2 separate regions of the Homo sapiens genome follow, and region 1 is linked to region 2. Evidence: chromatin loops called from intact Hi-C (ENCODE). Cell type or tissue: mammary epithelial cell. All regions are shown on one strand. Links, peaks and the distances in the headings refer to the core of each region. The heading gives the core; the rest is flanking DNA. Region 1 overlaps TIAM1 (TIAM Rac1 associated GEF 1). Region 2 holds the start of TIAM1-AS1 (TIAM1 antisense RNA 1).

The links. Hi-C counts contacts between places; a loop is a spot of excess contacts. Peaks named below come from ENCODE experiments on the same cell type or tissue, not always from the same donor. Only the 100,000 strongest peaks of a DNase experiment are listed, where the experiment ranks them.
Region 1: a loop joins it to region 2, with 2.7 times the contacts of the local background. A loop is called at or near these places in 2 of 110 quality-filtered maps.

What each region holds. Positions count from the first base shown.
Region 1 is chr21:31,217,082-31,222,449 of GRCh38, forward strand. It overlaps TIAM1 (TIAM Rac1 associated GEF 1), which reads right to left. Exons shown (of 28, transcript NM_001353694.2): 9 at 472-618. Among named protein-coding and RNA genes, the nearest start is that of TIAM1, 120 kb to the right of the region's middle. In mammary epithelial cell, for the core only: no CTCF peak of the experiment used is centred there; DNase peaks (open chromatin) are centred at 2,320 and 3,690; H3K27ac peaks cover 1,667 bases.
Region 2 is chr21:31,555,856-31,561,223 of GRCh38, forward strand. It overlaps TIAM1-AS1 (TIAM1 antisense RNA 1), which reads left to right and starts at 3,378. Exons shown (of 2, transcript NR_171013.1): 1 at 3,378-3,740; 2 at 4,162-4,632. It also overlaps a transcript of TIAM1 not described here. RefSeq lists enhancers at 1,378-2,191, 3,005-3,817 and a silencer at 3,097-3,726. In mammary epithelial cell, for the core only: no CTCF peak of the experiment used is centred there; DNase peaks (open chromatin) are centred at 3,326 and 3,636; H3K4me3 peaks cover 1,981 bases; H3K27ac peaks cover 391 bases.

The DNA.
Region 1 (5,368 bases), core at 278-5,277, 340 kb before region 2:
CTGTAGTCCCAGCTACTCGGGAGGCTGAGGCAGAAGAATCACTTGAATCAGGGAGGTGGAGGTTGCAGTCAGCCAAGATTGTGCCACTGCACTCCAGCCTGGTGACAGAGCGAGACTCTGTCTCCAAAAAAAAAAAAAGACTGCACTCAGGTACCCACTTGGCTTCATTGCAGAGCCCTGCTTTTTCCTGAAGACTCAGGGTGAATTGTGCGCTTTGAGTAGGTCTGTAATTAATGAGGGTTTGGAAAGGATGCAGGTGGGAAACTGCAGCTTGGTGATAGACTAATAGCAGAGTTCAATGTTATGGGTATGCATTATCTATTAAAAGTGTCTAGCACAGCTAGTTTCTTTGTGCCAACTAGTTGATTTTAAATAACACTCGGCCTCACTGAAGAAACACACACACCCCAAATTGAGGTGGCCACAGAAGTGATTTGTGCGGGCTCACTTTTCATCTGCTCTGGAACCTACCTGATTGATGCTTGGCCGTCCCTGCTTCTTTTTGGAGGTAGTATCCAGACCCCACAGAGAAGAAAACCTGCTCCTTCGCTTGCTCGCGGATCTGGACATGGCCTGAGTACGTCTTCTCACTCCAGTTTCACCAGTGCGTGCTGCCACCTGAGGATGGCAAGGACAAGCAGCCACAAGGGAGATGCATCAGGACCACCCACTTGTGCCTTGAGGTCCCCGTAAGTCCCACCCTTCAAAAAACCCTCCTCCATCATGCCAGCCAACCCTGACCCCAATGCCTAAAGTATTCAATCCATGACCCAGACATATTGGGACTTTGAGAGCCCTTCATGGATTCAGAATGGAAATGAAAAGCTGGCAAATTCAATCCTTGTTTGAAATCATCAGCAAAAATACATAATATAGGAATAAAATATATGTTCTGTTTCCAAAAATGACATGTCCTTCTGGTCACAGGCTTGAACTACAGCAAGGGAAATGAGCCAGGCTTTCTCTCCAAATGCTACAGAGCTGTTTCTGCATTCTATTGAAAAATGGTGCTAAAGCGTCAGCAACAATAGTGGAAAAACAACAGATTTTGGTTCCTGGGTTTCCAGGTTAAATCTAAAATTACCAATCTCTACTATTTTGTTTTCTTAGGATATATAAAATCACGTTTTAAAATCAGACGAGTGATCATTGGCCCCCAATATCCATTCTCTATTCCATCTTAGTCAGAAAAATCTCAAATGTAGGCCAGGTGCGGTGGCTCATGCCTGTAATCCCAGCACTTTAGGAGGCAGATGCAGGCAGATCACCTGAGGTCAGGAGTTCGAGACCAGCCTGGCCAACATGGTGAAACCCTGTCTTAACTAAAAAATACAAAAATCAGCTGGGCACAGTGACAGGCACCTGTAATCCTAGCTACTTGGGAAGCTGAGACAGGAGAATTGCTTGAACCCAGGAGATGGAGGTTGCAGTGAGCTGAGAACACGCCACTGCACTCTAGCCTGGGCGACAGAACGAGACTCTTTCTCAAAAAAAAAAGCGGGGGGTGGGGAATCTCATATGTAAGTGAGCATGCAGCCACTGAGTCCAAGATGACTTATTTTCCTTGCAGTAGGGCATGGATTGGGCTTAAGTCCTGGTCAATGGCATACAAGCAAAAAATATTTGCAACTTCCAGGAACTGTGCTCAATGGGAGGGGGCTTTCTGTTATTCTTTCCGCTATCCTATCTGTTTTCTTTTTCCTGATAAAAGGAAGGTCTGTGTTGTGGTCTAGGATGTCCCTACCTAAGCCTTTTCAAGGATGGCAGAATAACAAGACAAAAGGGACTGGGCTCACTGAAGATGAAGGCACCTTACCAGACTTGCATCACTTACATGTCCTATGTTTAGGTAAATGGGAAAGAAAACTTGTATTTTTTTGTTGAACAAAAGCTAAACTCTGTCGAGGTATTACAATGTGCCAGCAACCCAGAGAAGCATTTCCTTTTTTTTTTTTTTTTTTTTTTTTTTTGACGGAGTCTCGCTCTGTCACCCAGGCTGGAGTCCAGTGGAGCGATTCCAGAGAAGCATTTCACAAGGGAACACCCTAAATGTAAATCTGTCACCAGGATAATTGCTCAAGTAGAATCTCCACAAGGACTCCAGAAAGTCCTCCCAGGCAAAACATTCAGGCTTGAACTTTATCCTACCAGGTGGCAAGCAAAGTCCCAGGAATTTAAGGGAACTTCTGCCAGAAGGTCTCCATGGGCCACCCACCCGCTCGCCTTTCAAAAAAGGGAGTGGCAGGAGGAACAGCGAGTCAGACTTGAAATGAAACTTCTCCACCCACTCTTTTGTTGCCAGAGGTGAATGTCTTGGAACCTACTTGTAGATTCCCACACAGGCAACTCCCAATGTGACAGATGCCAATTGGCAGCAATGCAGGGGATGAGGCACTGTTGGTAACATGAGGGGCCTCCCCAGCAGTCAGCGTGTTGGTTGGAAGGCACGCCCCTCTGGGGCTTCAGTACTGACAATGTAAACACCGCAGAAGCCCCACGGGTGGCAGGGACCCCTACGTACATTAAAAACAGGAATCAAAACGGCTTCTCTACAAGGGTATTAGAGGGAAGGTTTTTGGACCCAAACAAAAATAGGAAGATGAGGGAGCTGAGAGGTCTTGCATTTTGCATTTTCTCAGCTTAGCACGTTAAAAAAACAAAACAAAACAAAAAAAAACCCCAGATCAGGGCATAGAAAAATGTGGTATCCAAGACACTGGTGAGAATTTTCATGAGAAAGATCTTAATCTAAGATTACACCGGAGGTGTCACAGGGAACAAAATCACAAGACAAACACACCGTAAAATATGTAAAAATTTTCTCTTCTCTATTTTCATCACTTTCTCAGTTAAAGGTAAACAAAGGTTGTAAAAGGAATAAATTATAACATGCAGACATGCATATGCTCACATGACTATGTCAACACTGAATAAATGGTGTTAAAAATTTTTAAATTCTAGAGGAAAAAAATGTCCATTTGGCCTCACAGTCATATAGTCATTTTATAAATAAATCCAGTCATTAACAGTGACACATACATAGAGGCAACCGTATAAAATACGTCGACATATATTACTGTTTGCTTTCTTCATACACACAGCAATACCTGTACTTACTGTGTCTAGTTAATTGTTTACTTATTTCTTACCCTTCTCTCCCACAAGAATATAAGCTTCAAGAGGACAGGATCTCTGCGCTGTTCACTATAGTCCTAATCACAAGGATAAAACTGACGGATGCCAGGCACTTACATACATTTGTTGCTTGAACAAATAAATACATAAATACCACAAAGCAAAAGCACATCCTATATAACACGGTGACAACAATGGGTGCATCACACCAACACGGCACATGTATACATATGTAACAAACCTGCACGTTGTGCACATGTACCCTAGAACTTAAAGTATAATGTAAAAAAAAGAAAGAAAAAAGAAAACTCTTCAGTTTACAATTTCCAGACAAAGACAGCATGAAAGAGAAATTCATACACCCATAAATATTCTCAGTTATCAGCTGACTAGTTAGTTTAGTCTGTTTAACAAACACTTTACTTAAGTTTCTTATAAGCAGTAATTCTAAATTGCTTGGGGCCTTGTAAACTGCAAAAGTAACCACTATCCCCAAGACAATAATGACTCAAAATGAGCAAAGGGATTTAGAAAAAGGGCTGGCAGAAGAACTGCTGGACCAGAGCTCAAGAGTTTCCCAATGATCTTTGCCCAGACAATGCCTCCCTTTGTGGCCTGAACCTGATTACTCTATCATTCTGCTCATCTGTGCAAACAAGAACAATGATAACCTTCTTTCAAAGAGTACAGCGAGGACCCTTCAGTTAATTACTGCAAATCACTCAGCATTATGGGAAGCTTTCTCAGTGAATGCTACTTCAATTGTAGCTCCCCAATCTACCCAGCCCTGTTACCCTCACACCTCCTCCTTCCTCCTCCCCCACTAAAAAGAAGAAAAAAAATTTCTGGACAAAGACTAAATTGAAGAATGTTTCAACCCCAAGGAGAAAAAAAATCCCAGGGGTCAAATGACAAGGAGAGGAGGGAAAGAAAATAAGAGTTCCTAATAAATCAGACTGCAAAATTCCCTGCCCGGGATCTTCCACAGGAGCTAAAGCAACAAATAGGAACAGACACCCAACAGGCTCGCCTGACTTGTTCCGGCTGAAATGAAACCCCTCATAGAAAAGAGAAGTTGCAGGAACATATTGAAACACCCAGACTTGTATCACTGACAAAGCGAGCAAAAACCCAAGAAAGGAACAGAGAGTTGAACGTATGGACTTCAATGTTCTTTAAAACCACTGACCAAAACACCTCAGAGTAACTAACTCTCCCATCCCCATCTTCAGCTGGCCAAATTTTAATAGCCTGCCCCCCTGAAAGAAAAGTACACACACATCACAGACATTGAGATGAAGGAAATTAGAGGGTCCGAAGATGAATTATGGAAGAGTAAAACGGTAACCTTCTCAGGGAGGCTGCGCCCAGTGGCTTTGAAGAAAATAATGAAAGCATACAAGTTTTAGGGAGAAAGCAAAATTATTTTCTCCAAAATCTAGCAAGGTACAGTAAGAGGAGGAAGCCACTTCGATGCTCCGGGTTTGGTATTAATACAGATGGTACCTCGATGACATCACGAGTTCCCTTCATAAAAATGCGTCCTCAATGGATGATATTCTGACAAGGAGATAAAGAAGAATTTCTATCCTAGTTTTTTTGTTTATTTTTGTTTTGCAGAATAGGCGAACTGAGATTTGGCTAAGTTAAAAATTGGTGTCCAGGTCTCCAAGAAATAGATCTGGAGTCAAAAACTGAAAACGTTTTGTAAGTTTATTCAACACAGCACTTTGTCCCACCACTACTGAAAAAACAGGATTTAATAGCTGTATGGAGAGGTGGTAGCCAGGGAGACCAAGAGCTGAGCTGTAATTAGCAGAACAAATCAGGATGCCAGTTTTAATAACTCCAGAAATTGGTTTAAGACTTCTTTAAAAATGTAAATCTACCCCTAATTATCTGAATGATGATGCTAATCTATTTATAAAGAATACAAACGCCTCTGACTGAATTATAGCTCTGAATGCAATTGAAGGGTACAGCTGACAAAGCAAGAGAAGAACAGCACAGCTAAGGTTTTACAAAGCAGTTTCTGGAACCTGAGACTTAACATTTAATTCTCTAGCAAATGTGCTAAGGTGCAGTACATTCTAAGTGGGTGTCGACTTGGAAAGACTAAAACCATGTTACTCATACAGCAATTTTTGAGAAGGAGCCAAAAGTACACAAAGCTGCTCGCAATTTAGCAAGTACATGAAATTACAGATTATAAACACACAACACAACTATACAA
Region 2 (5,368 bases), core at 257-5,256:
CTGCTCAGGGCTCCAGGGTTTCAGTCGGCACACTAGAACTGCAGGAATCTGGGGGGAAGGAGACAGGCCCAACGCTGCTTTTCCTTTCTGGTTTAGAGGGGGAGGGGAGAAGAGAGGAGCAAGGAGAAAGAACTGCAAAGGGAAAGGAGAGGAAGTCTTTGTCCGGGCTCTTTGGACGAGCATTAGAGTGGAGTTAAATTGTCAGCTAATGAGATTTCCTAACCACGTGCTCCCTTTTAAGTCTAGGCCCCCAACTGATTTGATCCCCACACAACAGCAGGGGGGAAAGAGGCCTTCAGCATCCCTAAGGGCGCGAGAATTCCCAGAACAAGTACAAGAAGGATGAGAATCATTTCTGAGAGTTCAACTTTAAATAGGTTATCATATTTATTAATTGACATCTAGCAACAATGCTACTGGCCGCGTTCCACATCAACAGCCGAATAGGGGTTCACGGGAGTCAGATTCCACTCGGGGTAACTGAGGCAGGCCCAGGGGAACGGAAGAGACAGAGCGCAATCCTGAGGGCTTCTCCAACCACTGGACAGCCTACAAGTCGAGTTTATGTTTGTTTGTTTGCCTGTTTTGGCTGGCAAAGGCCCCTGGGGCCTACATTCAAAGAATGTGTTGTTGGACCCAATAATTTATTCCAACAGGCAAAAGGGTGTTAAAACAGGAAGTTTTTTTTTTTCAATAAAATCTTTGTCGTTAAGCCTGAGATCATCTGATCTGATTATGGACTGTTATTATTTTGTGTTGTTTATTTCTATATGAAACTGATTTCTCTTTTTGCCTAAAGAAAAGTAGCAGTGCAGAGCTAGTGGAGGAAAAACAACTCAAAACACATTCACAACATTTTGAAGATATTCAATGAAATTGATTCTCTTCTACCTTCCCTGCTTAGTCAACAGCCTCTTCCTTAAGTTTTATTTCTCCTCTATTCAAAGATAATTACTTAGCAACGTCGGTGTTTACCACGCAAAGGCATCCACCCTCCCTAGCCCAGCTTTTTACCTTGAGATACAAAAAAGCATATGCTGGAAACCAACAATTTACCAAACTTCTTCAGCTACAAGGCATAGCTTAAATTTCATCTCTCCTAGAAAGTGTTCCCTCCTAACCTCCAGACATCTCTTTGTTCAAACCTCCCTCCTTCCTGGACTTAATCACTTTCCACAGCAGTCCTTGGTTCACTGGCAACTGCTTTCCACCTGGAAGGGTTTTTCCTTCTCCAAACCCAGGTCTGGGTCCCAGCAGAATCTTGAAGAAGAAAGAAGAAACAACTAAAACCTAATGGAAATTCAAACACATTTTTAAAAGGGCTGCAAGCGATTAGATAAATCTAATTAAACCTAAGGCCAAGTAAAACAAGTCCTGTTTGAAGCTGAGAACAGCAGTCCTTCATGCCTTTTATAATAAAAAGAAATTGGGGCTGGGGGAGTGAAGAACGCAGAAAAGGAAAGCGACAAGGGGCCATCCTCTATTACAGATTTCCTCTAACACAGAATCAACAGGACTCTAATATTTCATACGTGGCTGTCACTGTGCTTTGAGGTTAATCTATATGGTCGTTTAAGCCCCGCCCCCCTAGAGGTTATTCCTTATCCCCACTTTACAGATGCGCAAACTGAGACACAGGAAGATAGAATAGCTCGGCCGGGATCACCCAGCTTGTGAGTGACACCGAGCAGGTACTGGAACCCGGGTTTGTTTGACCTCAGCGCACAGGCTCTAAACCTCTGCTCCAACTCAAAGTATGCGCCAAGTCAGCGTGCATGGGTAACCCGATCCGGACGGCTCTGACTCGGGATGCGGCACAGCTGCCCTGCGGGGCCGCGCGGGTGTCACCGAGGCGGGCACAGACTGCACAGTGTCCCCAAGGGCTCGCGCACGTCCTTCAAGACCTGCCAGCGCGCGGGAAAAGGCAGGCTCCGAGTCAACCAGGGCTGACCCGGGGGCAAGACCAGGAGACGCGACGACTGGAACCGGGTGAGTGTGGCCGAGTCGGCGCCCCGAGGGCCGCCAGCCTGGACCCCAGGCTGGGACACGGGCGCCCCCGGGTGCAGGGGACCTAGAGGCGCCGTGCGCGGCGGGGGCTGGGCGCGAAGGCGCCGAGACGGCATCTTTCCCCTGCAGCATCCCGCCCCGCGGCCGGGGGGAGGGGGCGTCACCTGACAGCGCGCAACAACTTCTCCAGGTTTCGAGGGGGCAAGCGGCAGCCGCCGGGGCTGGGGGGCGCACGGCGCGCTGCTCTCGCCCAATGGCGAGGTCTGTAAACAAAAGCGGGCCCCACGCGGGTCCCCAGCCGGGTGGCGAGGGGCGCGGCGCAGCAGCATCGCAGCGGCAGAGCTGGTGAGAGGGCGAGGCGGGGACGGGATAGGGCGCGGGGACCCAGGGCACAGTCCCCGGGACCCGACCGCCCGGATGAGGCATTGTCTGCGCACCCGCAGGATTCCGCTTTTAATGCCCCCCTCCGGGGGTTCGTCGCGGGTCCCCAGCTCCGTGCGCCGGCCCCCGGGCTTTCCGCCCGGTGAGCCCGGCCCCGAGGGCGGCACGGATCGCCAAGGTGAGCGCCCAGGACGCGTCGCCGAAAAGCCAGGCCCGGAGGTGCCTAAGTCAGGGACCGAGACGCAAACATAGACACAAGGATGCACAAGCACGCCCTCCCCGAAGTTGACAAAAATCAGCCGATAAAATACAAAGTGCCGCGGCCGCCGCAGGTCAGCGCTGACCTCCTGCTGCCGAGAGGACCGAATGCCGACGTCCGGACGCTGTCATTTCCATCCAGCGAAGGCACCTGGGCTGCACGGTCTCGTCTCCCTCCTTCGCGCGAGGGATGCCTCCTCCTGCCTCTCCTCCCCGCATCTCCCCACCTCCCAAGTGTGTGAACACGAAAACAATACGTGGAAAGCCCGATCGGGGGGAGCTAGGACCCGCCGGGAGCCCCAGTGTGCGGGAGACGGGGGTCAGAACGTGCCCGGCACGGGCACCGAGGCTCCGGGCATCCTCGCCGCCGTCTCCCGGGGCGGCTCCGGCCGGACGCCCGCGCACCCCAGGCCCGCGGTACTCACCCGCGACGGTCGTCCGGGATCTCCGCGACGGGGCCGGGCACGATGCGGGGCAGCCGTGCCCCTGGGGCTGCGGGCGCCAAGGCGTCCGCGGAGCTGCAGAGCTGCGCGCCCGACGGCGGCGGCGCTGCTCTGCCGGCCGCGCTCGAACCCGCTCGTGGTCTGCCAATCGGAGCTGTCAGGGCCCCTCCGCCTGCGGCCTCGGGGGCCGGGCCGCGGGAGCCCGTGGGAAACCGAGCTCCGATTGGGCCGCCTGACAATCGCTCCGCCTCCGGCCAGCCAATCCGAGGCGGTGGATGCAGGAGCGGGGCGTTCGGAGTTGGGCTGTAGAGCGACTATGGGCGCACGCCGGGTATCCGCGCCGCAGCCAGGCTCGGAGCGCGCGGCTGGAGGGGCGCGGGCGGCGCGCGCTCCAGAGATGCCTTCCTGCGAGGCTCCGTCAGCGCGGCCCGGGGAGATCGCCCGCAGGCAGCGGAGGCGCGGCGGGCCGGGGGACGACCAGGGAGCCCCTAACAAAGCAGCTTTGGGAGGGCCGGAGGCCTCTGCCTCCCTCGGCGATAGGTCCGCGAAGCTGCCTGTCATCTCGCATAGGTGGAGGTGGCCAATGGCGTGCACAGACGGAGCTCTAGTTGGCGCGCGCGCGCGGCTCGGCATCGGTGGGATTGGTCGGAGGTAAAGGATTTTCCTGCCACCTAAGGCGGAGAGGAAGGGGGATCGAAACGGGGGAGGCGAAGAGTCAAAAAATGTTGTGCCTGGGACAAGTGGTCTGGCGCGGGAGGCGTGTGCCTGGCTCTAGGGGGAGACAGGAACTTTTTTACGAGAGAAAAAAATCCTAACGCAATCCCTTCCCGTGGATGCTAGAGGATGTTAGACCCTGAGCAGCCTCCAGGTAGGGCATGGTGGCCTTCACCAGAGTCCAGGACTCCCAGGGTTCACTTACCGTGCCCAGCAAGCGAACTTGGAATAACAGCGTGGGGTTTGGGCCTTACGCTTACCTGCTGGGCAGAGTAAGTGACTCGGGCAGGGTTCACGCAGACCTCCTGGGCTCCTCTGTAAAATCCGGAAACTACAGTTGCAGTTTACCTCTCGCAAGGTTGTGGAGAACGCGGAAACGGAGACGCTGGCGGTACAGCCTCGAGCGAAACCTTTCCCTACACGAGGCCGGAGCTTCCTCCTCTCCTGAAGAGCTCTAGACTTCCCCATTTACAACAAAGGCTGGGATGTATGTTCCTTACACCTTGATTCCATACACACGTGTTCGCCCCGGGAGCTGGGAAGGTCTGCGCTCCCGGGGTGATCTTGTTGAAAACAAAAAGAATTGCCCACGCTGTGGAAGATAAACCTAAACCGGAAAATTGAAAGTCATCCCTGATTCCTCCTTCTTCTTAACCCTCTCCCATCCATTTTTGTTAACCTCCCAAACCCATTCCTCCCATCCTGTCTCACCTGGACCTCAGTAAAGGGCTCCCATCGTCCTTCTGTCCCAGGCCTTGCCCCCTGAAATCTGTTCTCCACTTTGCAGAATGATCCTTCTAAGCAGAAAAATCTCATTTTGCGCTCCCAACTCTGGGTCTCTTTTCTTTCCCCAGAACACGTCAACCCCCAGCCCCTCCCTTCACTTCACTAATTCCTACCCTTCTTCAGATCCCAGCTTGGCCGCCAAGGCATCCATGCAGTAGGCATTGCTGAACTACTGCTCTTACAGACCCCGGGAAGCCTCCTGTACCCTGTCAAGGTTAGATGCCACATTTCCACTTCCAGTGCTTCCACCCCCTGTGCTCCCCTCACAGGCCTGTATGACACGGGGCTGAAGTTGCCTGTTGCACTGCAGCCTTCCATGGAAGCCGGAATCTTATCTATCTTCCCTGCTGGATCCCAGTCCTAGCACAGTGTTTGGCACATTTGGGGCACTGAAAAAACATGGAATCCATGAATTATAGAGGAGCTATAATTATAGGCAAGAGCTTTAAGGATTTGAAGTGCTTCTAAAACATCAGTTTGAGAAGAATGGGTAGCATGGTAGCTCTTGAACGGATGCGTCCACCAGGTTCCATGATCAGTATTACAGGGAGGTTTTTGAGTCAAGTTTGAGAGATTTTCCAAAGACACCCCTTCCAAAACCAGCCTCGTTTCAGCCAACAGCTTGGAATGGAGAATAATTCCCTTGAGAAGCTTTTCATCCCAGGACAAAGAGCCATTTCTTTACCTGTTACAAGCCACCATCTAGGGGAAATACATATATTTGAAAATGAGTAGAGGGTTTTTCCCTAAGGAAGTTTAGAAGTACATCTGGCCATCCT